Regions from separate parts of the Mus musculus genome. Here region 2 is linked to region 1. A link is a loop called in an ENCODE intact Hi-C map of the cell type or tissue named here. Cell type or tissue: heart. All regions are shown on one strand. Links, peaks and the distances in the headings refer to the core of each region. The heading gives the core; the rest is flanking DNA.

Region 1 (11,806 bases), core at 1,285-9,284:
GCAGCTCTCTTGGTTCTAGTTAGTGTTCTTTGTACTTATTTGCTTTTTCAACAAATCCAAAGCCATGCTACCTGCTTCTTTTAATTTCTCAACATTAGTCCTCCCAATCCTATATTTTCCTCATTTACCCACTGTGGAGCAGAACCTACCAGAACGTGCCTAGTCTCACAACTTCACCTTTATCTGCCCAAACTCATCACCTTTGAAAAGAGAAGTGAGAAAAAGCTCACCCTGGGCATTTAACTTAGCCCTCTCTGATCCTGTTTGCTCTGTGTGATTTATGTTAGAGAGGGAAGTCGATCTATGTGTTCTGAATGGCCCTGGCTCCCAGTTGCTTTGATGAGATGAAGTTGCTTTAAGCTTAATCTCAAATCTTTGCTGATTTGTCACCCCCGTTTATTGGTAAGATCACGCCTGGCTTTATACTGCACATAGAAATCCTCAAAATATGTGTCCTTTGTGCTTAGGGGTAAAATCCACTCTTTTTCTTCTTCTTCTTCTTCTTCTTCTTCTTCTTCTTCTTCTTCTTCTTCTTCTTCTTCTTCTTCTTCTTCTTCTTCTTCTTCTTCTTCTTCTTCTTCCTTCTCTTCTTCTTCTTCTTCTTCTTCTTCTTCCTCCTCCTCCTCCTCCTCCTCCTCCTCCTCCTCCTCCTCCTTCTTCTTCTTCTTCTTCTTCTTCTTTTCTGTTTTTGCCTTTTCTCTGATGTCAGTCCCTGTAAGCCCATTTAAGGATGGACTTAACTCTGTCAAGAGAATCTCTTTTGCTTGGGGACCTACTCTGGTTCACAGAAGCACACAGTCACATTTGGGGACAAAGCCTCATAGCAGATTCTACTGTGTAAACTCTGAGGATGGGAGGGTTTCTTCTAGTGAGGTTAGGAGGAAATCTGGGGTGCTGGGATATCTCAGTGCCTACACCGCTCCCCCAAACTGTACCCTAGATTGAGATGAGCAAGGGACACTCACAGGGAGCCACCAAAAGATGAATGGGAAAGAAAAGGCTGTCTTCTTCACTGTCCACCTGGATGTCTTGGCCTGCCTTAGACACTACATTCCCTGGAGCTGGCACTCGGCCTTAGCTTCTGTGATGTGCAATGTCGAATGCATCTTCAGCAGATCCACAAGCAATTATTGTGAACATATCCACCGAGCGTGGGACTGACTTCTCAGTCCTGCTTCACTGCTTGTATGTAAGTTAGAGTTTCTTGACACTTGAATTCCTACCTAACCCTTCTCCTAGGGTTTTAAAAAAGAATTGAAGTAGGCTCAAATGCTGTGCTGGGGTTTTGGGGAGGGGGAAAGAGGAAGTGGGAGGGGATGAATCACAGTTGGACGGTCTTCACAATGGACTGATCATTTGCTTCTTGAATCAACGAGTGAAATTGCATTTCCTGGCTTGTGGAAGAGGCATGATCCCAGTTATCCGCACAAAACCATGTGGGAAAGAAGGATTAGTGGGAAACAAAATCAGAACTAGTTGAAGCACACAGAATTACTGCACAGAATTAAGCAAATGTATTTGTTCCGCCATCATCTTTTTCTTTGTTTATTTTTCAAGACAGGGTTTCTCTGAGTCCTGGCTGTCCCAGAACTCAGAGATCCATCTGCCTCTGCCTCCAGAGTGCTGGGATTAAAGGCACGCTCCACCACACCCAGTTCAACTTTATTAATTTTGCCTCCTTAAGAAATAAATAAGTGCTGGCTGGATCGTCTTAAAAGCAAAATCAGAGCCTTGACAGGTCCTTGGACAGAGATGCTTTCAAGAAGACTGAAGGGCAAGATGACTATTGTAAGGAATCAGCAAGCCCATCTCAGTGAAGAGAAGCTATCTGAGCAGAAACTACTTTTACCAAACAGCAAAGATATTTGCCAAATGGCCGAATCCCAGGGGGAAAAGGGCCTGACCAGCGTAGGGCCTCTATCCAGAGAACTCCCTCTGCAACCAAGACTCCATATCATCTCTGCTTCCAGAAGCCTGCAAAGGAAGTGGCTTTGCTTCCAAGCAGAGGTAATATTGGGAAAGTGACCCAGACACATAACCATGAAAATCTGCCTTTCAGTAGAAAATTCTTATTATTTGGATGGTGTCAAGTTTTTCAAACTTCTGAGCTGAGGCTGTGGCTTAGTCAGAGTGGTTGTCTGTCACCCACAAAGCCTGAGGATGGATGGACAGCACTGCAGGTGAAAAAAGAACAGACGCCTAGATTCCCATTAGGTCTGAGCGGGTGGTGGCCCAGGTAGCCTAGAAGATGGTCCAGTGAGATTTATCTGGACGGAAGCGTCTCCACAGAAGCCTTCAAGTCTCCCAAATAAATTTCTGCAGAAAATAAGTAGCTCACAGAAAACAGAACAAAGCCAACCACATGAGAAATGTGTACTATCCAGGAAATTAATTAAAAACAAAGCAAAACAGACAGATAAAAGCTATACATTTAGAGAGGCTCTGAATAAAGGATTATTAGTCAAGAAATGTAAAGTCACAAGCTGGGGATATAGGGAAGCTAGGCATAGTAGCCTGCACTTGTAACCCAGTGCTAGGGAGGCAGACACTGAAGGTCCCCACTACCCACTAAGCTGCCAGCCTGTCCTACTTTAGGAGTTCTGGGTCAGTGACACACCCTATCTCCAAAGAATAGAAGTAAATGGTATCTGAAGTTATGTTCTAGTCTCTACAAGTATAACACACACGCGCACACTCACACACACACAGCCTAAACTACTCCACACTTGCTATGTTTAAACAAATAAAACATGAACTTAAAAATGTCTACATAGAAAAAAATTAAATATGGTCAAGCAATTCTAAGAAAGAACCAAGTAGAACTTCTAGAAAACATGTAACTGAAGTTTAAAACCATTATGTTATTTTAAAAAATAGAAAGAAAATTGAAAGATGGGTCAGAAGAAACTAGCTGGCATGAGGCATGTTAGTCGTGATGGCATCAAACTCAGTGTTCTAAATTTTGTACTGGAGGCATAAATAATACATTTCACAGTTTATTAGAAATTCAGTGTGATGCACATACAATGTTTCTGTGCAATGTATGTTACTGTTTATGCTGGGCTTGCAATATTACACAAAATTTCTTGTGTTTACTTGAAATTAAATTAGAATACAGTTTGATATTGGACTTAATAATAATCTGAGATTATTATTATTATTATTATTATTATTATTATGTAAGTCTTCCTTTCTAGGTTTATAACTATTTTACATTTGGTCCATAACATTTTATTTGATCTATTTGTATAGATCGAGGTTGAGATGGTGCTAGTCACATAGTCTAACACAGTAGTTACTCCAAACATATATGTGACTTGAAAGACAAAAAACAGAAAGAAAGAAAGAAAGAAAGAAAGAAAGAAAGAAAGAAAGAAAGAAAGAAAGAGAAAGGAAAAGAAATTCAGAGAAAGGAAGAAGAGAGGAATGAACTGATAACCAAAAAATAAGGTAACTACAAGTGAATTCCCTTACTGAGTGTGTTTCTAGAAGAGGTAAATCAAAGACAGCATAAATTCGGAGTTCTAAATGGACGATTCTGAATTACCTCTTGGGAGCTCTCAGTTCAAATTTGGCAGATAACGTGCATTATCAAGGGATAGCATAAGGGCTTTAGAAAGGCAATAACAACTTGGTAATCTTTTTAAAAGATTTTAAATGTAAAAAGCATTAATAAGGGACAATGGTAAGAATAAATTATGGAGCATAATAACTAACAAAGAATATATGTGCTTACTGTCTACGAAAGGTTCCGGAGCCAGGTGTGACAGCGCATGCCTTTGATCCCAGCTTTCCTGCGGCAGACGCAGGCAGATCTCTAAGTCTGAGGCCAGCCTGGCCACAGAGTCCCAGGACAGCCAAGGCTACACAGAGAAATATCATCTTGAAAAACAGACAAACAAACAAACAAACAAACAAGATCCTAAAAACAGCAAGGAGGTATAACACTTAGTAGAAGATGCCAGCTAGACAAGGGGAAAACAATTATACAGACAGGAAAACCATTTACCTTCATCACATAAATGATCATCATCAAGAGTCGTAAAAAAAAAATGAGAGGTGACATTCACAGTCCCCACAGATTTCTTGTTACTTTAAAGGAGACTAAAATAGTGGTAAGTTCTGGTGGATCCTTAACCACAGAATCAAACTTAATAGCACCACCAGCAGCTTAGTGAACGTTGTGCATTCTTGGTAGCATGTAATGGTAAGGACATAATAGTGTGCATCTTGAACTATATGAAATCTTGGGTTTTGAACAACAAAGCTAACAATGTCATGTGAGTCCGTGTAATAATATTTCTGTTTCTTGACATAAACGTGATTGCTCAGATTAACTAATGAAACTCAAAGTGAGACTCTGTGAAATGGCTGACTTAGAGTTTCAAACAGTGTTTTTAGAGAATTGCAGGGGTGGGGGACCAAGTGGGGAGATGCACTGGAGTGCCAAAAAACGGCCACAGGGACCAAATACAACAGTTCCCAGTGAGATCCTGGATGGCGAGGACAGAGCTTGGGTGTGATGGCATCCTTGCATGCATTCTACGATACATAATAAATCTCATTTAGGAATGTTTACTGGCATAACGATTATACTGTGGTTTTCCAGGGATATGTCTTTATTTTAAAGAACTTGTAGGGTAAAAGGTAAGAATTTCTGCAGATTCCTCTCTAAAGGTTCAAAGTTTGGCAAAGAATGAGGACATGTGCGTGTCACATGCAGAAGGCAGAATATACCATGGAATACAATGGAATGTCTAGGTGTGTGTGGGGTGTATGGATAGTCTTTTCATCCCTCTTGTAACCTGTCCCCAGAATTGAATAATTTCAAAATAAACAGAGGGTGGAAAAATGAATTGTCCTGATTTCACTCAGGCTCTGTATGCTGAGGGTCTGAATGCTGAACTGTCCGGTGCTTTTCTGAATGGAATCTTTTGACTCTAGGACCAGCTGTGTAATGACTGGGGTGCTTAAAAAAAAAGTCCCAGATGAAACAGATCCTGTCCCCTACCAAAGGGAAAAACCGAGTTCTACTCCTGAACAAATGGAGCTGCCCAGCTACGTGCCCTGCATCAGTGCTCTGGTGAATGGGACTCTGCTATGCACGGCGCAGCTGTTCGCTGGCACCTGAGAGCCATCTTCATCTTTGCATTAGGACAAAGCTCCCCCAAGACTGAGTGATGTTTTAAAAATATTGAATTTTTTACTAGGATCTTACAGCAACTGGGAAATTAAGATTCTGTAGAAGGATGGCACAACTGGAGATGAAAGTCCTTACTAAAAATAGAAATGAGTTCCCTCTTCAATGACTCAAGTATCAAGTTGGGTTTGCCTGGTGAGCAGAGGCTCAGGGCAGGCAAAGGGGAAGAGAGTATGGAAGAGTGTCTCTTTTTGTGTGTGTCTCTGTCTCTCTCTGTGTCGCTGTCTCTCTGTTTCTCTTTCTCTTTGTCTTTGTTTCTCTGTGTATTTCTGTGTCTTTCTGTCTTTTTATCTCTCTTTGTCTCTGTCTCTCTGTTTCTTTGTCTTTCTGTGTCTGTCTCTCTGTCTGTGTCTCTCGGTCTCTCCCTCCCTCCCTCCCTCCCTCCCTCCCTCCCTCCCTCCCTCCCTCCCTTCCTCCCTCCCTTCCTCCCTTCCTCCTAGTGCTATTGTGGCTCTAGCAAAGTCTCAGGCCAGGCTTCCTGCCAAGATCTTCTTTGTATTTCCCTGGCCTTCAGTCAAGTTCTGAGCGCTTTGTGCAAGTCCCTTCCTGTCTGCACCCCCACCCCTGCTCTTCCTCCTGTCCTGTCAGCCTTGCTTTCCTGTGTGCGCTTCCAGCCACAGCAATTTCTCCACAATTTGTTCTTATTTCCCTGGGAAGTAGAAATGATTGAAAATGAAAGCCAACCCTAACCACTCGCAGGTTAACAGGACAGGCAGGAGAGTGTTCAACAGGAAGAAAGGCCTCTTGGGAGTTCTGACTTCTCAAAAAGACTTAAACAGTCGAGTTTTAAGCAGACTCAAATGAACCGTGTACTACAGGCTGTAATCTGTAGCAAACAGACCTGGGTTGAGAACCCAGCTTCATCGTGACAGTGCAGTTACAGGTGAGTGTTAGGTTTAAGCTCTGAGGCATTCCCAGGTTCATATGTGGTAGGCTCTGTTCTCAGGGCATCTGTACACACATGAGACTATAGAGAATATTTCATATTCAAACCAGTGACATATCTTCCTTTCTGACTTGGTTTTGTAATGTGTGTGTGTGTGTGTGAGAGAGAGAGAGAGAGAGACAGAGAGACAGAGAGAGACAGACAGAGACAGAGACAGAGACAGAGAGAGACTGTCTGTCTATCTGTCTCTTGTTCACCGCTGTGTATGCCAGGCTAGCTGACCCAAGAACTTCTGGGTGAGTCTCCTTTCTCCACCTCCCATCTGGCTGTAGGCATGCTGGAATTACAGATACTCTTCTGGCTTTAAGTTGGCTTTAAGATTTGAACTTCGATCCTTACACTTGTGTAGCAAGTACTTTTACTCACTGAGCATCAACCCAAACCCCTTTATTAATTTCTTCTTTTTAAAAAATTTTTTCTCACCCACCAAGACTTAAACACACACACCCACACAACTTTGAAAGTTAAATAATTAAGGAGAGATTGAAGGTAGAAATACCATAAAGGCAGGGTTAGGGAGAGGAATTCACACATACCATAGTCAGGTATAATTGCTAGCCGATGCTACAACTTTACTGAGTTCCCTGGCAGCCAAAGAAAAGATGGGAACAAATAATTAAGAATAGCGAGGCCCCTGAGATTAAGAACATACATAGGATTATAATTCTTTACTTGAGCTTTTTTTTTTTTTCTTGTAGATTCTCATAAGGAGACCAAGTAGCAAGGGATGCCTAGCCTCAGTGTATCTTTACTTTCATAACAGACACGATGATCCGCTGCAGAGAACGGATCTTAGAACAGCTTTATTTAAGCTGGCGATGTACAGCTGGTGTGAAGTCTTAGGAAAGCAGCTTTGTGAGAAGCTAAAACAGCATCCTGTGTGTATACAGACCTCCAAGGCCCTACATTCCGCATAGGCTTGAGAGCTCTGTACACACAGGAATAAACAGCCTTGTGTCCTCTAGGCAGTGTGATCTTCTATAGCTCTTACTTCTGACAGTCAGTCTTCGGAGAACTGTAATCAAGTACAGTCGTAAGAGCGGTCCCTTTCTGCCACAGTGAAGGGCAAGGAGATGTGATTGGAAGAGGGGTACCAGGAGGACTAAAGTCCTTTTAACTAAAATCAGCATTCAAACAAGCACACCTGGCTGAACAAAGTCACTCCACCTTTGCATGTCGGGGGCTGAGAGACTAGCTACAGGGACAGGCAAAATAACTGATCATCCTGACACTGGACAATTCTTTGAAGTTTATTGTTGATTTTTAAAAACTGGATTCTACCTTGGTGGGGGAGGGGGGCAGGAGAGAAGAGCACAGACTTGTGCCTCAGAAGGAAGCACCCCAAAACATTGTCAGGAGAAAAGTTATGACTGGTAGGACTTGGGCTGATGTTCCTCTCCTGTGTTTTCCTGTGTTTGTCCTTTGTGGTAAAGATATATCACTATCACTTTGGCGGTAAGAAAAAGTACAGCAATGAAAGTATTCTAGGGGAAGATAACTATAGTGATCTGCTTCCATAGGGTAAGAGCCGGTGACGTTCTAGCACACTGGTTCACAACTCTCAAAGCATTTTAGAACACTTAAGAGAACTTTAAATTTAAGGGTACCCTGGCTCCATCCCCAGTTAAACAAAGTAGCATGTCTGAGACAATGGTTCAGGTACTGACATTTAAATAATGCCCTATAGGAGGAACAACAATATGAACCAACCAGACCCCTCAGAGCTCCCAGGGACTAAGCCACTAACCAAAGAGTACACATGGAAGGACCCATGGCTCCAGTTGAATATGTAGCAGAGGATGGCCTTGTTGGGCATCAGTGGGAGGAGAGGCCCTTGGTTCTGTGAAGGCTTGATGCCCCAGTGTAGGGGAATGGCAGGGTGGGGAGGCAGGAGTGGGTGGGTAGGTGAGCACCCTCATAGAAGCAGGGGGAGTAAGGATGGGAAAAACCGGGAAAGGGGGTAACATTTGGAATGTAAATAAAGAAAATATCCAATAAAAATATTTTATACTAAGTAAAAAAATAAATAAATAAAAATAAAATAATGTCCTATGTGCTGTTAGTGTGCAGCTGGTTAAAGACTACCCCACGCACTGTAGAACAGCTGCAATCATTTGACCGTAGACAGCGTTCAAACAGATACTCTCCTTAGTGGTTTATATACCTCTGTGATCTTGTCTTTGCCCTGTTGTTCAACACTGGCTCATTCATTAGCTTTCAGAAGAATATCCAAATATGGCACGTTGTAGACTGAAAGCAAAGCAATGCTGAACCAATCTGTACACCATGGTTTTCTGTCTGGGGTCATGGGAAAGAGGCATCCATGTTTAAACCGCAGTTGGTGGTTTGTTTTTAACGATGTGGTAGTGACAACTGAGTTGGACGTCTCAGTGGGTACACTGCTTTAGCTAGGAATGGTAAGGCTAACAGCTTACAGTCCTCAGTAGTTGGGGTTTTATTGTTTGTAATCATTGGACACGAAGACCTTGTATCTGATAGGTGGGTTTTTGCATAAGAATGTATGCCCTCAGAACAGGGCTGTCTTTTTAATACTGTGTTTCTATGGCTTAGGAAATTGCCTGATGCAAAATGGGTACCCATGTATAGTCAAGGGATGACTAATAGCACAGTTCGAATGCAGGATGGAGCAGCCCATACCACCTCGTGATGGAGGAGAAGGACAATGAAGCTTACTTCTCCTAACTTCATTTGCTCAAAGGCAAAGCACACACAGAACAAGGAGGAGGCCACCTTTCCAGGGCTCAGCCTCTGTCACTGTTTGCCCAGGTAAAGAGCCTTTCTGTGGGTTCTAAGTTTGTCCTGCTCCTAATTAGGTTCCACTTTGGAACTTCTCCATGACACTTCAGGGAGCTCAGTATCTGTTTCTCCACCAGTGAGTGTGTCCCATAAAAAGAAGCAGCTCAGGTCTTGGGGACACAGAGTCTGGGCAGGATGTGTTCCAACTGCTGCAGCATTTCTCCACATGGCTGGATTTTTTTTCCTCAGAAACAAAAGGTCCTGTAATCTGAACCTTGCAACAGCAGTAATTTATGCTTTTATGTGAGAGCTTGGTGAATTTAGGGTAGCCCGTGTGTAACAACCGGGTTATTGGGAATCACAGTTACACGATATTTTAACCATCTATTTTTATTATTCTTATATTTAGGTGTGTGTGTGTGTGATGGTATGTGCATGTGCAGGTACCCCACATTTCTAGGAGAGGGTGTTGGATCTATTGAAACTGGAGTTACCTGCTATTGTGGGCTGCCTGACATGATGGGTGCTAGAAACCAAACTTGAGTTATCTCCCATAGTTGTAAGTTCTCTTAATTGCTGAGCCATTCCTCCAGACTCACTTACATGCTAGTTTAGAAGCAACTTTGCCTTCCAGTGGGGAAGGAGAGGAGGATGGCCTGAGACAGCAGAAAGAGAATAATCTGGGTTCAGAGTCAGTTTGAACCAAGACTGAGCTCCGCAGCCTATGACTCCCATTCGGCTTTGCTCTCTTTACCTGTGGGATCAGATGCCAGCTCTGTGCAGACAGAAATGTTGAAAGGATCTGCATTTTTGAAATGCTGGATGCTGTTTTCTTTAGCTGCAGCAGCAACTGCTGTCTGTGACTTTCCTCTGGACTGTAAGGAATGTTGGTATGATAATCACAGGAAAGACCCTCTGCCGCTGGAACCACGGTGCTGCTCAGTCTTTCAATTTGACGTCCATGGCGGCCACCAGGGAATCCACGAAGGCTCATAAAACTTTACCCACACTGTCTTCAGTCACAGTGGAGGGGAGAAATAGAAAGAGAGGAGTGGGAAGGGTAAAAGTCAATTTCGAGCTTTGTGTACTGTGGGTCCTGTGGACTTATACACAATTCTCTCTCTCTCTCTCTCTCTCTCTCTCTCTCTGTGTGTGTGTGTGTGTGTGTGTGTGTGTGTGTTTATGAGAGAGAGAGAGAGAGAGATTTTGTTTTCAGAAGCTTGTTTCTTGGGGTACCTCAGAACAACATGGCTAGATTGTCCAAGGAATAAAAATCATTAATAGAGCTGTCTTCTGGGTTCCCCTCCAAACCACTGTCTGTATGCTCTGGGGAAAAGGCTCCAGCTTATTCACTAATTGTGTTATCTTTCCACAAGATATTCATTGTTTTGAAAATAGGAGAAAACCTCAACAGCTCTGAAGCATATAATTATGCTTTCTCATTACCCAACAGGAATGTTCCCTAGCGCTGTGATGATGCACTTGAGGATGATTTGGGGGGCGGGAGAGAGCTCAGGGGGCAGAGCTGGAGGCAGTGAGCAGAGCAGCTGGCCCCCATCCCTCTATTCTGTCATGTTCACTTTTTTCTGCCTAAGGGTTCTCACACATTGGTAGCTTTTCCACAAATCAACAGCCTCGGCAGGCAGTGTTCTGGTGCATTCCCAGGCCTCCTGTCACCCCCTCTCCCTGGTGATCAGTGTAATAAGTGATTTCAGAGTATTAAAGTGAATTCCACTACCGCTGAATCATATACAGACCCAAGGCCAAGCGATGACATCAGGAACATATGTGTTATTCTGAAGGAAAAACTTGGCTTTGGAAATGAGAACAAGATCTCCAGTGGGGAAGCCAGGGATACAAAGGCTAGGGGAAAACACAAAGAGGAAGAGTCCTCTATGGCTTTACCTCCATTGAAGTAGTTGCCTAAAAGGACTGCTGCCCTGAGACATTTGTGCAGTGCTGAAGCAGGTCTAGGAAGCTAGGATGTGTGTCCTGCACCAACAAGGCAGAAATGGTGAGAGGGATACTCTACTGGCTGTAATTCTTGATAACTATGATTTTATAAGCCTGGAATTTTTCAAGCAAGCTTTATTTTCATTCAGAGTGGTATCTGTGAAGTATTAATTCATTAATCACACAAGCCTGTCCCCATGTTGACCAAATGCAGAAGAAGATGCATTCAAGATCTGTGTTTATCTAAGCACATTGCGACATTGGGATGTGGTCATTTCTCCTTGTATTCTTTGGAAGCCACGGGACAAATTCTGATCACTTCCTAATTTGACATCATGCTTGAGCTTTATATAGTCCTTCTTGTTTCCATAGCAATGAAATCACTAAGCAGTATAAGGAGCCTGTGGAACAATATAGGAAACAAGACGGAAACTGAGTAGAAGAAATGACAGAAGTTAAGGTCAAAATTTCTTGTGCTCTAGAAATTTTTTATTACAGTTTTATTTATCTCAATAGATTAAGCCAAACCTCCTTGGTGCCACTAGGTATAAATTGTGTTTGTTTTCTCAGATCCTCTCAGGATTCAGGGTTATCTTACTGCAATCTTCAGTCCTGCAGATGCCTGCTGTGCTAATCTGCACAGGCATGAGTATGTGCGTACACATGCTGAGTCCATGCTCCAGTGTGTGCACACGCATGCTGGATCCATGTTCCAGTGTGTGCACATGCATGTTGGATCCAAGCTCCAGTGTGTGCACACACATGCTGGATCCATGTTCCAGTGTGTGCACATGCATGCTGACAATCTGTGCTCTCTTGTTTTAAGTCTGTCCTCCTCATCTTTCCAAATGGCCTTATTTCCTCGGATGCACTCACACTAGGATAAGCGTAACTCTCATGTGAGTAGGTAGTAATGGAATACTGGACAACATACTCATTCACCTAGCCAC
Region 2 (11,806 bases), core at 1,560-9,559, 100 kb before region 1:
CTGGTCTCCATATCTGCAATCATTTCAGTGATATCTCTTCTCTGCCTCAATCTTTCTCACCTATCTCTGCTAAACCCTTTCCATACACACTTCATTTGCATTCTCAGACTCTGCAAACAATTCTCCCAGAATGGCTCTTGTCCACCCTTGGCCAAAGTCCCACACTATGACCAAGTTAGTTCATAAAATACAAATGAGGCTCATGCCACGGGTCTACTTGAAACTCCTCCTCTAAGGCACTCAGAACACGCACTTTCAAAACAATCTTTTCAATTTCTCCTTCAGCTTGGTTCTAGCCCTCTGTCCATATCTCCACTGTGCCCATCTAGTTTTGAACTAGTTACAGCATCCCAAACGATACAAAGGACTTCCCACAATATCCAGCTAACCAAGTCTCACTCCCACCTACCTCCTCCTGCACCTGGTGGCCTAGGGTAAAGATACTGTAGCCACACTAACTGTTCCTGATCCCGACTCTTCCCTTAGAATTAGCTACTCAAGACTATTGAAGCTTGTAACTTTCCTTTCACAACACAGTGATTATCAGAGACATTGTTTCATATCATTATCGCTCAGATTAGCTTGTAAGTGGAACATGACCCAGGGTGAGTGCTCAATAAACATCAGCTATTGTGTGTTGTTGCCATCTTCTCTAGTAGGCTGTGGGCTTCTGTAGAACAAGGGCTCCGATGCATTCAGTGCCACAGCCCTATCTCATTGCTTTTTTGCATGAAACAGCACAGTGTTTGTAGGACAGATAAATGTAAGGAAATGGTCACTGAAAAAAATAAAAGTACAATATAAACTGTAATCACCAGTATGGGCTGGACTCCTATACTAATGTAGGGGGTCGGTGGAGACCAGGAACCATTTGGAACACTAGCAGTTCCCCTATTCCAGGTCCAGAAGCTAACGGATTAGCCTCCATGTAACGTGTTGGATGAAAAGACACAGCCAAGAAAGCTGGTGATGGAAAGATGCTGAAGGAAAAGAGGAAAAGCCTAATTCCCAACTAAACCAGCAACTGTCATAAAAGAAAGCCGTGTCAGTGAATAGACAGTAACGGAGGTTCAGTCCTTAGTAACCTAAGCAAATAGATACGACTCTCACTCCCTTGTCTGCACTGTCCAGTCCCCATGAAGCCCTCCCTCCTCTGGGGTCACCAAGTGTCAGTTTAATTGTTAAGGAAAGTACGTAAAATGGTACTGCGATCTGTAAGGCTCTTCCCTTACAGAAACTCTCTGGAGTTTCCAGACTTGCCTGAAGAAGACTAGGCCAAGATGGGTGCTTCTGTGGTAAAAGAACCCCATCAAAGACCGCAGAGCCAGGACTGAGTGGTGGCTAAGGATCGCCCCGTGATAAGTGGTCCCCCGAAATCACAAAATGCCAGGTTTTTAAAAAACATGCTGAAGATGAAAATCAAAGCAACCAAACAATGATGGCTTTTGTTAAGTGTTATTATGCAAAAGTGTTTACCAAACACACAAGCCTTTTCCTTTCTCGGGGCACATGGCTAACCTACACTTCTCATTGGATTCTCTTGCTGTTAAGCATGGTCATATAGCCACGACTCTTCTAAAGACAGAGTGGAAGTGACATGTGCAGACCAAAGCATTTTAAAGGTAGATGCACCCTCCCCAACTCTTCATCCCACCAATCCGTTGAAACAGGTTGAAACTGTTACAACAGGTTATGGAAAGCTGTGGCATGATAGGATAATGGGACCCAGAATCACTCAGGACAGAAGAAAGCCAGCTACTGAGCAGAGACACCTATGCAGGGCTACATGTGAACAAAAATAAATATATTTTGGTTTAGCACCATTATACATTTTCAGGCCTGCTCTAGCTACTAACATGAGTCTCTTTTAAAAGACGTTGGGTCCATATCGTTGATCTAATTCACATTTGTCGCTCATTAAATGGAACTACCAGGTAATACCAACAAAAGTAAAACCTGACAGAAACCAAGAAACCATTGGGTTAGGTTCTCTACCCAATGGCAGAAATGGACAGAAAACAAAAACAGAATCTGATAATGGTGTTGGAAGACAAATTTGAAGACATGGTGGCTTGCCTGGAGCAGAGAAGCTGGCAAAGGCTTCAGAATTGACACGTGTGCTGGGCCTGGGCTTCAAGAACATCAGACGATGGGGGAGGGGACTTCAGACCTCCAGAAAGTAGAGGTGTTCGCCCACACTCATGCAACCTTATCATTAATAAGTGCCTCTGACTTGGTCAGTACGGTGCAAGTTTATCGTGTACTGACTTTCCTTTCTGGGTCTGGCATCCCAACAAACCAGCCTTTGTTTTCAGAGAACATTCAGTATTAGCCCTTCTACTGTGTGTGTATATGTATAAATATATATGTTCCACAAAAGATGTCAGCTTAATGGATCACAACTCTTTTCAGATAAAACAGCTAAAGAGTAAACTTGGGACAGTTTCGTTACTTTCAACAGTTGAGACCCCACAACCCAGGAATCAGCAGATCAGACCTAAGTTTTGACAAACTAAGCCTGAGACTTACATTAACATTTCTACCTTCAGAGGAACACCATAGGTTCTGAACTCAGACATCTACATCCCCTGTTCATAATTAACTAGACCCAAAGTGTGAGAGTTGAAACCACTTCCTCCAAGTCTGAATGTGTGGTACTCACTGGGTAGAGCCAGACAGGGAGACTGAGCACAAAGGGTGAGAGGCCGGATGTGAGCTTCCAAAGTCAACCTTGAAGCAGACAAGTGGTACACCTCCAGGGTCTTCCAAACGCCAGCCCAAGTGCTTGCTATCCATGGCCCCAGTTTCTTAAATAAAAGGGCTAGGCAGCATTGCTGGGCAGACCAGAGCACATTTCAAAAGACTTCACTCAGCAAAGAGGCCTTGGACTTTAGGGAATCCAGTCAGGCTGCCTCACTCGTGTTAAACAGTTTGATTCTGACTCAGACACAAAATTCTTCTGATCCCTCATCAATTTATCCTGTCTCAGGTATCAGTAACTATCCCCCAAGAAGAAAAGGGGGGAAATGAGGGATAGGGGAAGGTTCCTTGAAAGTATAGCAACTCCTAAAACAGCTGAAATAATCCCCCCCACCACCACCTTAAATAGAGAAAACTGCAGTTGCCACTCAATGCTACCAGTCTGTAAACACAGCTAAATGCCTGCACCTGCCACCCGGGATCCGGGAGCCTTCATTTTTTGGTAAGTGTGGCAGAAAAGACTAAGAGATCAACTGCTTCACCAGAAAGAAAGGGACGCCCCAGGGATGAGACACAAGAAGCATGGTGCCCTGGGTACTTTATGTGTCTCTCCTCTATGAACTGAAAGGGCTCTTTGTGTCACACACACACTCACACACACACACACACAGAATGAGTCTGATTTATTAGAGGAAGGAGGGGCAAAACGGGTGATTTTATTATCCCTCCTCCCAGTGAGTCCCAGCAAACGCCTCCTGGGCCCAAGCTTGGTGGCCTCTTTCTAGCTCAGTCAGTCCCTGTGGCCTCAAAGATAAGAGAGCCTAGAGGAGACCAAACAAAACCGTCTACCGACCTAGGGAAGTAGGGAGGAAATCCAGCGTGTCGAGAAGGGAGGAGAAATAAGCTTGAGAGAGCAAAAGGGGTGGGGGGACAGAGGAAGAGGAGGCAAGGCCAGACACAGGGGAAAGGGGAAGGGTGGGTGGGTGGTAGCACAGGAAGGGTGAAGGGGAGGGTGGGGGAAGTGCAAGGGAGGTTCCAGAAATAGGCAGGAGGATGCGCTGGGGAACGGCAAGGGCCACCGAGGGAGGAAGCCGAGAGGTGGAGGAGTGGGGCAGGGGTTGGGTGGGGAGGAAAGCAGCACGGGGCATCAATTATTAAGTGATTACATCATCCCTGACATTAAAACAACACACACAGCCCTGGTCCCCGCGGGGGGCCGCGAAAGGAGGGCGGGGGCGGAGCTGGGCCAACCTCACCCCCAAGCCAATTCCTATTTTCCACCCGGCACCCGCCGGCGGCCGAGGAAAGACACCCCGGTGCCTGCGCAGCCTCGGGGCGGCACCCCGCATCAGTGTCCTGCGTCGCGGGGCGCCCTGGAGGCTGCGCGGCGGGACCGCAGCGGGAGCAGCCCGTGCGGGGGCGCTGGGCCGGGCGTCTCCGCAGCATCCCGAGGCTCCGCGCATCCCCTGTCGCTTACCTGCTTGGCTTGGCGCTCAGCTCCGGAGCACATTCACATGGTCCTCTCCCCGCCCTCCTCCGGCGCGGCCCAGGCGGCTCCCGCGGCTCCGCGGCGGGGCCCAGGAGCTCGTGGGCCTCGCGAAGCGCCGAGGGGGCGGCGCCGGTGTCCCCGGCCCGGCAGCCCGGTCCCTCCCTGGCGCGGGTGGCGGCTTTGTGTGTGCCCGGGGAGTCCTCGAAACGCTCCGGCTAGAGGCGGCCTCGCTGAGCTCTTGACCAGCGGGCGGGTCTCGGAGGCCCGGCGCACGGCGACCCCTCCTCCTCTCTGCGGAGCCCCCTCCCCGCCGGCTGCGCTCCTGACAGATGGCGCAACTGCACCGACGCGCCGCCGCCACCGCCGCGGCTTCTCGCAGCTACTCTCGCTGATGCTCGGGCTGCTCCGGATCCCGAGGGGTTCGAGAGGGGGCGGGACACGCCCTGAGACTGTCAGGTCTTTCTGCCCTATCAAAGGGCCCGCTGAGGGCTGAGCGCCGGCAGCCATTGGTGAATGCGTCGGAGGCGGGACGGCCATGGGTGGGGCCGCCGAGTGGGTTGAGCTTTACAGTGGTGGCGGGCAGCCTGCGGTGCGCACGGCCACAGGGTGTGTGAGAGGATGCGAGGTTGGCGGAGAAGGAAGAGTTGTGTGTCTGAGGATCGTGTGGAGTTGCGAGTTGGTGAGGTGGGCAGGAGAGTGCGCAGGGAATGAGCTGCTTTCCACTTTGCCAGTGGAGACTGGCACCTGCCACTCCAGCCTCACAGCCATGGGAACCTATTTCTCCAAAGAGATAGCCTCGCCTTTGAGAGTGGGAGGATAAAATGGAAAGGTGTTAAGAATGGCGATGGCAAATTAGGGAAGTGAGGAGCAAAGTAGAGAAGTACCATTGCAGAAACTGGGAAAGCTAGGACCAGCAAACGCACAACAAATAGTAAGAAATTAATGACTTGTTAGTCTCATTTTCTTGGGTACCCAAATATGCTCCCCGCCCCCCCCCCCACACCTACCCCAGGAAAAGTGAAAGAGAAGTATGACTGAAATTCAAGGGGCCTGCAACAAAGAGTCCCAAAACCACCCAGTAGAGATTGCTTGTGCTTTTCCCTAGCTGTTTACCAGTGGCCATTGCTCGTCTGGCTCCTTGGGGCATTCAAACTTCTCTTGGTTTTCTTGTTTTCGCTGGTGGCTGAGCTGAGCTTTTTGCTCAGATTTTCCTTGACGAAATAATAGCCGGGTTGGTCTGCAGTCTTTATTTCCGATTCAGCTTTTCTATGGCAGGATGTAACTTCATAAAAAGAAACATTTTGCCTTCCTGATTTTCTTTATAGGCAATTCCTGTTTACTGAGAACTCTGTTTTAAGACATGTTCAGAATCATTTTCTTTAATGATTTTGGTAAGAAACTCATCCCTCCCCCTCAGCAAATCTAATCTTCTAAGAAGTAAGTTTAAGCGAAGCAGCCTTGGCTTCCTTAGGCGCTCAAGGTCTGTGTTATCTTTCCTGCTCAGTACATTTCCCCTGTAGTTTAAAAATACCAGTCTCTTTTGCTGACTTTTTTTTCTTTGTCTTTTCCGCAGTGCTCTTTTGAGAAATTTGCTGCTATTCAGTAAATGATCCTCATGTGATGGACGAGGAAACTGAGGACAAGAGAAGGTGACACTGAGGAATTCCATGTCCGATCTCTTCCTGAAACCTGGAGCAGATGGTACTAAGTCACTCCATTGTTAATAATTTCTTTGAGAGGAGTCTCATTTTTGGCATCTGCAGCATAATAGCTTCTTCACGTAATTAGTGGACCAATAAGAGGCAAAATGATTAAATGACAAATTAACCAACTCCCAGCAAGACTCTGTTCTGTTTTTTTCTCTTTACTTACTTTTGAAAAAAATAAATAAAAACAAAAAAACAGGAAAACCCCACAACTCTTCCTCCGGATAGCTTTAAAGGGATTCTGTCTCCACAAGAAGATTTGCTGATGTTGTGAACAAGTGAGAAAGCCCTGGAAAGATGTTAGCATTATTTCCCATTTTGATCTGCTCCCAAAGGTCATCAAAGTAGATTTGACTTAAACAGTGTCCTCAGCCTACCCAAGGCAAGCCATGCTTTGTTCTAAACCTGAAATTTTATTTTCTTACAGGCAGTATCTATTACCCAACAAATGGAGAGACATTGTTCTAGAATTTCTCTTAGATTTGGTTGTTATTTGCTTGGGTTTTTGTTTGTTCTGTTTCTCTCACCTTTAAGTCCCCTGTTTCTAGTCTAGTGTTCTTTTTTGGTTTGTCTAATCTGTGTTTCCTGTTTTGCTTTCAATGTATATTTAGTGTTATTAGCTAAGCTGTTTCCCATTTTGAGATTTTTGTTTTCTTACCAATCAAACAAGAAAATAAAAATGGTTACTGAAACTGGAAAAAAAAACTAATGTGCAAGGAAGGGAGATGGATCAGTGAATAAATGGCTTGCTGCTGTACACATGAGACTGAGTCTGAGTCCCCAAAACACACATTAACAAAGCCCCAAAACACACATTATCAAAACCGTTACAGCCGGGCGGTAGTGGCTCACTCCTTTAATCCCAGCACTTGGGAGGCAGAAGCAGGTGGATTTCTGAGTTTGAGGTCTACAGCCTGGTCTACAAAGTGAGTTCCAAGACAGCCAGGGCTATACAGAGAAACTCTGTCTCAGAAAAAAAAAAAAAAAGAAAGAAAGAAAAAAGAAAAGAAAAGAAAAAGAAAGAAAAGAAAAGAAAAGAAAAGAGAAAAATACAAAACAAAACAAAAATGAAAGCCGTTACAGTGGCAAGTGTCTGGACCTCCAGAAACAGTGAGAGACCCTGTCTGAGAAATATGTTAGAGAACCAATTTAGAAAGCCCAGCATTGACCTCTGGCTTCCACAGGCACTGCATATGTGTGCAAGTGCACCCCCAAGCATGTATGAACACCTCTAAACATGTATGCATACACACCTTACACAAAGACACACAGATATGTACAAAGGAAATGCATTCTAAGTGACCACGCCTCAGCATATGCCCAAAAGACATGATGACATCATACCTCACAGCTACTTGCTCAGCCATATTCATTGCCATTCTAGTCACAATAGCTAGGACATGGTGACAACCTAAATGTTCTTCAGCTAAAGACAATGTGGGACGCGTACCCAGTGGAATACTCAACTGTAAAGAAAAATGAAACCATGGAATTTTTCAGGCAAATGGGTAGAGCTATTTTGATAGAGAGCTATTTGGATAGCTATTTTGGGTAGAGATCATTTTGAGTGATGTGACTCAGACCCAGGAAAACACACATCCCATGCTCTTTCTCATCTGTGGTTCCCAGTTCCAAGTTTTCATATGTGAGTGCGTAATCTGGAGGAACTGCAAAGCCCCGGAAAGTAGAGGAGAAAATGGCAGAAATGGGGAATGGTGGGGTACAGGCAAATTGGAGGAGGAAATAGGAAAAATTGAAAGGGGTTAATTTGGGAGAGGGGAGAGAGATAAATACAGGAGAAAGAGGCATGTGGGTAAAATAATAGCAAGGGTGTCAAAAAGCCATAGTCATATTACTATCTATATATATAAAATTAAATACAAAACATGACTTGTATACATATACACTATTTAGTTTAAATGAAACTTTTCCATTGCCCCCCCCCCCCACAAGATACATAGACCATCTAAAAACAAAACAACACCAGGCATGAGAAGTTCTCTTTTGAGTTGTTGATCAAGGTTGTCCAAGTGACTCCCAAAACATTATAGAATATTGCTGTCATCATTGGTTGCCTCCAAGGTAGAAGATAAGTCCCTATTTCTTAAGGCACCATCCACTTCAGACATAGGACCAAAAGTATGTGAGCCGGGTCTAATCTGAAAACCTCCTCTGTGATGACTAACTTCGTGGCACCAGGACATTCCATGCAAACTTTCAAGGGAGAAAGCATCCAGTTGTCCTACCCAGCTATGATGTCTATGAATAGCAGCAGTCACCAGCATAGCATGATAACTGTCAGGGCACAATAATGGCACGCATACCTTGGTGATAACCAACAGCTCTCTAATTGGACTTATGGCCTGCTCAGAAAGAAAGAAACCATGCCTGCTAATAGAACCTAGTCAGTTAACTGGGGCTAAGTCAGGGATCTTAGATGAAAACCAATAACAGCCACTTCCTAACCAGCTTATTTCCTAACTACATTTTAAATGTCCCACCGATAGGTGTTCTTCTCACCCCCTCATCAAAGAGACTTCTCTTTGCAGTAGACGAAGATCATTACAGAGACCATGCAGTGCCTGGTCTCAGCCAATACATCAACACGGTTCCTGTACCTAAGGCTCAGGGATTGTTGCAGAAGAGGAGGTGGAAAGGTTATAAGCTAGAGGATCAATCAGGTGCTTGCTGTGAGTTTATGTCTTCCAGAAATGTCAGTGAGGTTACACTCATGAAGTCTAATCAACAAGGATACCTAAGAAGCCTTGAACAGTGACAACACCTATGGGGCATGCTAACATGGAAAATTAAAGCTCAAGGGATTTCCATTCTTAACAAAGAGTTATGAACAACAGGGGAAGGTGGTGAGCAAGAGAAATGGTCTTCTCCGTGTAAGGAGTCCCCAGTTGGTTATCCAATACCAAGTAGTCAGCCTTTAGATCATATGCATACAGGTAATGTTATATGGACAAAAAAATGTTGTGATATATACATATATGTATATATATATATACATACATATGTGTGTGTGTGAATATATATGCCATGAATTTGAGAAAGAGTAGGGAGGAATACAAGGAATGGGAAGAGTTGGAACAATGAAAGGTAAAGGGAGAAATTATGTAACATTAACTTCAAAAACTAAAATAAAATATTATAGAAGGAAAAATCCAATTGTTTGTACTTTTTCATAGACAAAATCTGCAAGTATATATACAAAATTTATCTGTGAGGTTCCCCTAAGAGATTAATAAGTCAACTTGCTACTTCCAAGAAGATACCCAAAAGCAACCCATGAGACCAGCACAACACTGCTGACAATGTGAGCTGCTGTAACATCTTTTTGTCTGGCAGAGGTATTAGACTGTGCCCATCATGATCCAGACCCTTTTAAGTCACACATTTCAGTAGAATTATTTTTCTTAAAGATCATGTCTCGGGCTGGAGGGATGGCTCAGAGTTAGAGTTAAAAGTACTGACTGCTTTTCCAGAGGTCATGAGTTCAATTCCCAGCAACCGCATGGTGGCTCACAACTATCTATAATGGGATCCGATGCACTCTTCTGGTGTGTATGAAAACAGTGACAGTGAACTCATATACATAAAATAAATAAATAATTCTTTTTAAAAGATCATGTCTCACCTTTTATCTAATGTAGCAATCACATCTGCATAAGATCTTATACTATATATGGCTACTGTTTTCATGAGTTCAAATGGTCTGTTATTAGGCTGTCAATGGAAAGATCAACAAAAGGCAGAGAAAATCATTGTATCAGTCAAGGTTCTCAGCTCTCTTTTGGGAGGAGTACTGCTCTCTGAGTTGCATGGGGGACCCGTCTCATTGTGTTCCATATGAGCTGAAGGAATAGAATATTCAGCATTAAAAAACATACTGTGTCTAATAAAGCCAAAAAAGGACTTTATTAGGAGATTGGCTCATGGATTCAATGGGTAGATAAGAACTCCGCTCAGGAAAGAATCAGCATCCAGACACACACCTGAGAACTGGCCAGGACAGCTCTCAGAGAACCCCCATACTACCACACTACAACCACTATAGGAGAGCAAAGTCTAGATGTGTATCCTAACCTGTCTTCCCATCCACGTCACTTATTAACAACTCCAGTCCTTAGGTGGAACTACCCAAGTGGCTGATAGGGCACTAGCTGTAGCTCAAATAGGAGGGACCTGAATATTCTATTCCTTCAGCTCATATGGAACACAATGAGACGGGTCCGCCATGCAACTCAGAGAGCAGTACTCCTCCCAAAAGAGAGCTGAGATGTTTAACCAGAATTACCAAACTGATACAGCAGTTGTTCACCTAAACCTGTGTTCTGGGATTGATGTTACATATTAAACAGGAACTTCTTCCTTTCTACTCATGATTTGTCCTCAGTAAAAAGATCACAGGCCAGAGCTCATCTTAGCTTCCTCAAACAGTGCCTGCTTAGACATAATAGGAATGAGCTTTTGGCTTTTATTTCATCTACATTTCTCAAGGGAGGGTTGATTGTCTCTGAGAGTTAATTATCTGGATTTACAGACAGTCTTTTGGCATGAGGGCTCCTGAGAAATAGGAAGATGGATGGAATAGTGCCTTTCCTCCTTCCTTAAGCTTAAGGGGTCCAGTCAGTCTTAGCGTGTTCCTGTTAATATCCTTCATGTAGAAACTCTAGTGGTGGTTCCTGGCTTTCAGTGTCCCCAAGTGGACTCTGGGTGGCTATGTTTATATGAAATTACTTACTGTAGGAGCCCACCCTAACTATAGTCAAATGATCAAGCCTAGACACTTATCCCAGAATAAGCCAAGTATTAGTTACTGAGAAATCAAAAATTAGACCAAAGTTATGCAAATGTGAATATATTAGTTAGGAAATGCCAGTTACTGTAACAAACAATCCTATCTCCATGATTTTACAGAACAGAAATTTAGATCTCTCTCAAGTCACAGTGCAGCTGTTCAAATGTGGTTTCAAACCTGGGTTTCATTGAAATCATTCTGTTCAAACAACTGGGAAATAAGGAAAAGAAGAAATGGCATGGCAGGGTTTAGGGTCAGTCCTAAAATAGCACACACCATTGTCTGTTAGTCACATGACTGCACCTCTATGCAAGGGAACCTGAAATGTAGAATAGTGAGCTCCCAAGAAGAAGAAATGGCTTTGGTGAATATCTTACCATATTAGGAGCTATTATAAGTAACCTGTGTTCAAGGAGACAGTGGATAGATACACATTTCACATCAGTACCAAACTCATTTTACATTTCACTTAGGTATATAATATAAATTCATAAGATAGTTCTAAACAGTAATTGTACAACCAACTACCACCCTTTAAATTTCACTTTGAATATCACTTTGTTTAATTGGCCAACATTTTATTTTGTTTATTGTATGATCTAGCAGTCCGTATCAAGCCAGATACTAAGAAGGCAAGGGATTTTTTTTTTTTTTTTTGCCAAGGTATGTGTCAGATGGCACCAATCTTCAGTTTGCAACCATCTGTTGATAGTATGTGGAGCGTAAAACTTACTCCGTGATTGCTATGTTCCTTTTTCAATTGCTGTGATAAAATACCCTAATAAAAGAAATTTAAGGGAAAGAATTTATTTTGTCTTTCAGTTTGAGGTCACAATCTATCATGGCTGGGAAGACATGGTGGCAGGAGCTGGAGGTGACAGCTGGTCACATTCCACCCACAGTCAAGAAGCAGAAATACTGAAGCTTGGTTCTTTGCCTTTCTATGGGGATCACAGCCCAGGGAATGATACCTCCCACTCTTAGGGTAGATCCCCCTACCTTTCTTAATCTGGTCAAGATAATCTTTCACAGGCACATAGAGAAACTTGGCTCTAAATCCTGCCAAGTTGACAATAAACATTAACAGTCACACTTGAAAAATCC

The links. A loop is a pair of places that touch in the nucleus more often than their neighbours do. Peaks named below come from ENCODE experiments on the same cell type or tissue, not always from the same donor. Only the 100,000 strongest peaks of a DNase experiment are listed, where the experiment ranks them.
Region 2: it touches region 1 in a loop (3-fold over the local background); 7 of 42 quality-filtered maps call a loop at or near these places.

Annotation. Positions count from the first base shown.
Region 1 is chr10:39,260,691-39,272,496 of GRCm38, reverse strand. No RefSeq gene overlaps it. Among named protein-coding and RNA genes, the nearest start is that of Gm31562, 22 kb to the right of the region's middle. In heart, for the core only: no CTCF peak of the experiment used is centred there; a DNase peak (open chromatin) is centred at 5,716; H3K27ac peaks cover 1,732 bases.
Region 2 is chr10:39,362,562-39,374,367 of GRCm38, reverse strand. Fyn (Fyn proto-oncogene) reads right to left here and starts at 4,569. Exons shown (of 14, transcript NM_001122893.1): 1 at 4,178-4,569. Gm31616 (predicted gene, 31616) reads left to right here and starts at 4,756. Exons shown (of 2, transcript NR_168583.1): 1 at 4,756-4,873; 2 at 5,763-6,652. In heart, for the core only: a CTCF peak has its summit at 4,580; DNase peaks (open chromatin) are centred at 3,767 and 4,667; H3K4me3 peaks cover 2,983 bases; H3K27ac peaks cover 2,958 bases.